Regions from separate parts of the Mus musculus genome. Here region 2 is linked to region 1. A link is a contact called in ENCODE Hi-C or POLR2A ChIA-PET data. All regions are on one chromosome and are shown on one strand. The core of a region is the stretch at or near the end of the contact, and the rest is flanking DNA. Distances in the headings are between cores, read along the strand shown. Region 1 has its middle 9.6 kb from the start of Gm39240. Region 2 overlaps Cyb5b (cytochrome b5 type B).

Region 1 (2,719 bases), core at 85-2,584:
GGCCAGAGGACAATCCCAGAAGCCAAAAGGCTCTCTCGATGGCCTGGAGCTCACTAACTGGGCCAGGCTGTGAGCAGCAAAAATCCACCTCTTTCTGCTTTCTCAGCACCTGGATTGCAGTCACACCCAGCTTTTTACAAGGGTTTTGGGGATCTAATTCAAGGCTTTGAATTTGCAAGGCGAGCACTTTACTAACTGTTGCCCTAGCAACAGTCTTTAAAAAAAAAAAAAAAAAAAGATGAGGCTGAGCGAGAGGCTGAAAGGGTAGCATGCCAGTGGTGTGTGTGGAGGTCAGAGGGCAACATTCAGGAGTCAGCTCTCTCCTTCCACCATGAGGTTTCAGGGATGGAAAGTCAGATCGGCAGGCTTGTGCGAAAGGTGCTTTTACCATCTGAACTGTCTCTCTCTCCCTCACCTACCCCATCCTCATGACTCAAGATGTGGCCATGCTTGGCCAGAAACTCAACATATTGTCAGGCTGAAGTCAGAGATCTGTCTGCCTCTGCCTCAAAGGAAAGGCTCAAAGTGGCCTTGCTTGTAGCCAAGGACAGTGTCAGAGTTCCTGATCCTCCTGTGTCAAGTCCTCATGGGTGGGATCACAGGCAGGCATCACCACATTGGTTTTCTGCGGTGGTGGTCTGGAACCCAAGCATTCAACCAGCGGTGCTACAGCCTCAGCCCCATGTGTAACCTTTTATCGAATCTAACTCTGATGTTTGAGAATGGCGAACAACAGGGCTCAGGTGCATTTTATTTTTCTATGAGTATCGGATTCATTGACCTTCTTTAAGAAAATCCCCTTCCGGGGCTAACAGACCCACGGCTCAGAGTTTAAGAACGCACACTGTTCTTGAACGGTGGGTTCAGTTCCCAGCATCCACACGGTGCCTCACAACTGCCAGCAAATCCAGTTTCAGACAATATGATACTTTCTGGTCTCCATGGATACCTGCACACATGTGATACATACCAACTCACTGTAAAAATCATAAACATAGAAAACCAAAAGCAAAACCCCTCATTTCTGAAGTGCTACTTTTGTTACGGATCAAGAGGCCCGGGTATAGGTCTGTTTCTAGGGCTACAGAAATTAGAAAGCTAATTGAGTATGTAAGAAAAAAAAAAAAAAAAGAAAGAAAGAAAAGTGAAGACCACGTGACTAAACAGCCCGTGGGCCTTTAACTCCCTGGGACCCCTGGACTGGTGGGAGATCAAACAGGAAAGCAGCTAGATATTCTGACCCAGGAAACCTCAGGCAGCAGTAGTAGTATTTTTTTTTTCCTTTTGTTGTTCGATTTCAAGTGTCGGGGAGTACAATGGAAAGAACATCCACTTGGGGCAGGAAATGCCAGGGAAAGAGCCCAGAGGACGTGACATTTGGGTGGGTCATGAGTGACGATGAAATCTGTCATCTCTTTTTATGACTGTAATCTGCTGTCTACCGTGCGTTTCCCACCCGCGTTTCATCTGCATTATGTCTTATCTGATTTAGAAGGGCCCACAGGGAACTGTATCCCGCCCCCTCCCAACCCCTCGCCCCAGAAGATCTGAGAGCTGGGGCTGGTTCTGGGTTTGTCAGACTCAGCTGTACTTCGTAAAGGCCTGGGCTGGGCCTTTAAATTTTTTTCTGTAACTGTAGTGCCACAGGATTCCTGAGTTTCACCCACACACAGGCTCCCTACCCGAGCCCCAGCTGGCTGCCAACACCCACACTAACCAACTAACCCCCAGCAACACCGCCTTGGCTGTGTCGAAATTCACACCACACCATACCTCCCCGGGTCTGGAAGAAAGGCACAGGGTCTTGGTGCTGTGCAGACACCCTGATAAGGCTCTGGTGAATAACCCGTGAGTAACAGGAAATCAGGAAACAGGAGCTGCCCCTGTAGCAAGAAACGGGAGGGTGGATGGCTGTTCGCACAGTGGTCTGTACACCGGCACCGTGGACGCGCCCTTCAGTGTCGAGATTCCAGTTTCCTTCCCTGACTGGGGGATGAGAATGGAGTTCACAGAAGGCAGCTGTGGATTTCCAGTGAAACTCCCTGGGACATTCTGATCTCGATGTCCCAGCAGGTTTGGAAATGGTAGTATTACTAAACACCTGGACCCATTCTTCATTAAAAAGATTAAATTAAGTCAGGTGTGGGAACCGGTGCCTGTAATGTTGGTACGTGGAGGATGTGGCGCGAGGATGGGTGAGTTTGAGGCAATCCAGAGCTACATAGGAAAACTTTCTAAAAAATGTGTGTGTGTTCACGTGCGCAAGAGTGTGTGCATTCCTGCATACACAGGCACTTACAGCTCACATTCACACACACAAAGAAAAGAAAGGACTATTAATGATAATTAGCAGAGGAAAGTGGAACAGATACAGGGAAGAGTTTCTTGTGCCTTTATATCTTTCCATGGTGTTAAAAATTTAGCCTCAGTGAGTTCAAGGCCAGCCTGGTCTACAGAGTGAGTTCCAGGATAGCCAGGGTTACACAGAAAAACCCTGTCTCAAAAAAAAAAAAAAAAAAAAAAAGCCTCAGAAATTGCTACTTTTTTATGGCTGGGGGTGGTGGTACATGTCTTTAATCCCAGATTTCGGCAGATCTCTTTGAGTTCAAGGCCAGCCTGGTCTACAGAGTGAGTAAGGGTTACACGGAGAAACCCTGTATCAAACAAAACAAAACAAACAAACAAAAAACCAAACAAGCAAAAAGGAAGAAAAAAGAAA
Region 2 (2,719 bases), core at 159-2,658, 50 kb after region 1:
AAAGTACAGCAGGCAGGGCGCTGCATAGATGTGGCGGCCTCCTGAAGATTCCTACACTAACAGCGTCATTGGCTCCACTCCTGGTTTTGGCCTCTGTGGTTGTAGAAGCGTTAGAAGAGGCTGTGGAAACCAAGCCCCACCACATAATGCAAATGTCTTGCCTTATGCTGGGTCCCTCCTTCAGTATCAGCTCAGTGACTGCCTCCCATGCCTTTATATGGCAGCATTTTAAATTTATTTCCTTTCTGCCCTTAGTTGGGGAGTAGGAAAGAGGGAAAAAGAGGACTAGGGACGACTGCTCCTAGTGAGAGGTTACAGTTAGAGGAGTTCAGAGGCAGAGGCCTATGTGGTAAGGACACGACAAATGCCATCCCATGCACACACTCCAAGGAAAAACCGAAAGAATCTGCATGTCACTGTGTGTGTTGCTTCATCTGAACTTGTCTTGTAGTATCTTTAAGAACTTTTATCTTTTTACTATGTGTATATGTATGTGTCTGTGTGTAGATATGTGCATGTGAGTGCATGTATGTGTCTGTGTGTAGATATGTGCATGTGAGTGCATGTATGTGTCTGTGTGTAGATATGTGCTTGTTTACGGTGTCTGCAGATTCCAGATCCCCCTGGAGATGGAGTTACAGGAGGTTGTGAGCCGCACAATAAGGTGCTGGGAACTGAGCTCTGGCCCTTTCAAGAACAGCACATTGTCTTAATTGCTGAGCCATCTTTCCAGCCCTGAGCTCAGTCTTATTTCTGATGATTTTATCTCTGCCTCCGAGTGCTGGGTTTGCAGTCACGTGCCACTATGCCTAGCTTTCGATTTCTTTCTTTATTTTTTTTTTCCGAGACAGGGTTTCTCTGTATAGCCTTGGCTGTCCTGGAACTCACTCTGTAGACCAGGCTGGCCTCGAACTCGGAGATCTGCCTGCCTCTGCCTCCCAAGTGCTGGGATTAAAGGCGTGCACCATCACGCCCGGCTAGCTTTCAATTTCTTACTATTGTAGCCAAGACAGTGTTTATTATTTCTGTATTAGTGACTTTTTTCTTGCTGTGACAAATAGTTGGCATTATGGAGAGATTTATCTTGACTCACAGTTTGAGGGAACCTGCCACCATGGCAGGGAAAGTGTGACGAGTGATGTGAGAGGTGGCTGGTCACGTGCAGTCTCCTACATTCAAGGCCTTTCTTAGGAACATTCTAGAAACATCCTCACAGACACATCTAGAGCTGTGTTTTCTAGGTGAGTCTAAATCCTGGTAAATTGACACTGAACATTAACCAGCACAAAAACTGGCAGACAGGAGCTGTTTGGGCTACAATTGAACTTGGTCCCATCTCTCCTAACTTTGGGCTAGGTCTAGAATGTACTCTCTGCTACCATAGGACTTGCAGCCTTTGAGCGGGGTGGAGTGGCGCACCTTGTGAACTGTTCTCAAGTCTCCTTTCCTTATCTGACCTCTGAAGATAGCACAGCAGGGCATTTTTAAGTCCTGGCAGGCTACAAGCAGCTCTCAAAGTCCTGTGACGCTGACGCTAGGAACCGCCTTGTGCCTGCTACTGGTGGTGTTGATTTGTCATTTGTCCATTTATACGTGTGGATGGTTTTTAGATTGACTCTTGAAGGTTGCTGAACACTCTTCACTTGTACGTGAGTGTATATATTGGGCTTCCATCTAAAATGCTGCTTGAAGAAAGTGCTGTGCAGTGCAAAACATTCAAAACTTTCTGCCTGTGTCTAGTCAGTAAACATGCCCAGGTGTTTCCTCTTCTCTGATGTCAGCTGCATAGTTCTGAAGACATATTTTAAAAAACTGTAACACAAGAATGCACAAAGCCTGAAAGCATGCTTAGTGAGTTTTTCCTAAGTTTGTACATCTGTGAAATTGTGTTCCAAGTTCTGGAGTTTCTTCCTAATTAGTTCGCCTCCCGCTCCCCAAAGTGACTGCTGTGCTGATGTCTAGCTTTTGCATAATACACTATTATAAAGCACTCCTTTTATGCACTCTTATATACATCTTAGTTATTATGCATTGACTTAGAAATGCCCCCTTCAGACTTACTACCACTTGTCTGCCAAAGGCTGACAATATTTTGGGAGGCTGTGGATCTTTTAGGAGGTGGGGCCTAAGTTGACAAAAATAGGTCATTGGGAGCCGGTCTTTTGAAAACAGCACCAACTGCAGGTTCTAGTCCTACTCTCAATGTCTCCTGTTCCTGCCACCATGCCTTTCTACATGGAGCAGAAATCCTTTGAAATCCACACAATAGAAGTCTCCTCCGCCCTGATATTCTGTTACTTTTTTTGATCCAGTGATACAAAAGTAGCTAATGTGGTTACTGTCAAAAGCAAGAGTTAGAACCTTAACCATCAATCCAGTAAGCTTTTACAAGTGAGGATGGTGCCCCATGCTAATCTCGGCCCTGGAGAGGCAGTGGTGGATGCATCTCTTGTGAGTTTGAGGCCAGCCTAGTTAGTCTATTGTGAATTCCAGGACAGCCGGAGAGAGCTACATAGTGAGACCCGATCTCAAAACAACAACAACAAAAAAAAAAACAAATAAGCTGTCACCCATTTTTTTCCTCTTATCTTTCCCTTGCCTCAATTAATTCTATTTCATAATTTGCACTGCTTTTCTAGTTTGATCTGTAACACATCTGCATGTATTTTAAGATATTTATGCATACACATTTCTGGTTGGCTTACTCTTTTCACCCTGA

Evidence for each region. A loop is a pair of places that touch in the nucleus more often than their neighbours do. ChIA-PET counts read pairs that join two places held with the same protein, here RNA polymerase II (POLR2A).
Region 2: a loop to region 1 is called in a map of adrenal gland, with 3 times the contacts of the local background. The contact joins two enhancer-like sites. A Hi-C loop is called at or near these places in 14 of 37 maps with a recorded cell type or tissue (T-helper 17 cell, adrenal gland, gastrocnemius and 5 more). POLR2A ChIA-PET finds 5 or more read pairs at or near these places in 4 of 5 experiments (Patski and embryonic stem cell).

The regions. Positions count from the first base shown.
Region 1 is chr8:107,113,162-107,115,880 of GRCm38, forward strand. No RefSeq gene overlaps it. Among named protein-coding and RNA genes, the nearest start is that of Gm39240, 9.6 kb to the right of the region's middle. Within about 2 kb of position 1,335, at least 1 of the 3 ENCODE cell types and tissues checked has a DNase peak (open chromatin) inside an H3K27ac peak, as active enhancers do; it is heart, where a contact is called at or near this core.
Region 2 is chr8:107,162,968-107,165,686 of GRCm38, forward strand. The region is part of intron 1 of Cyb5b (cytochrome b5 type B); the gene reads left to right. Among named protein-coding and RNA genes, the nearest start is that of Cyb5b, 14 kb to the left of the region's middle. Within about 2 kb of position 1,409, at least 1 of the 3 ENCODE cell types and tissues checked has a DNase peak (open chromatin) inside an H3K27ac peak, as active enhancers do; it is heart, where a contact is called at or near this core.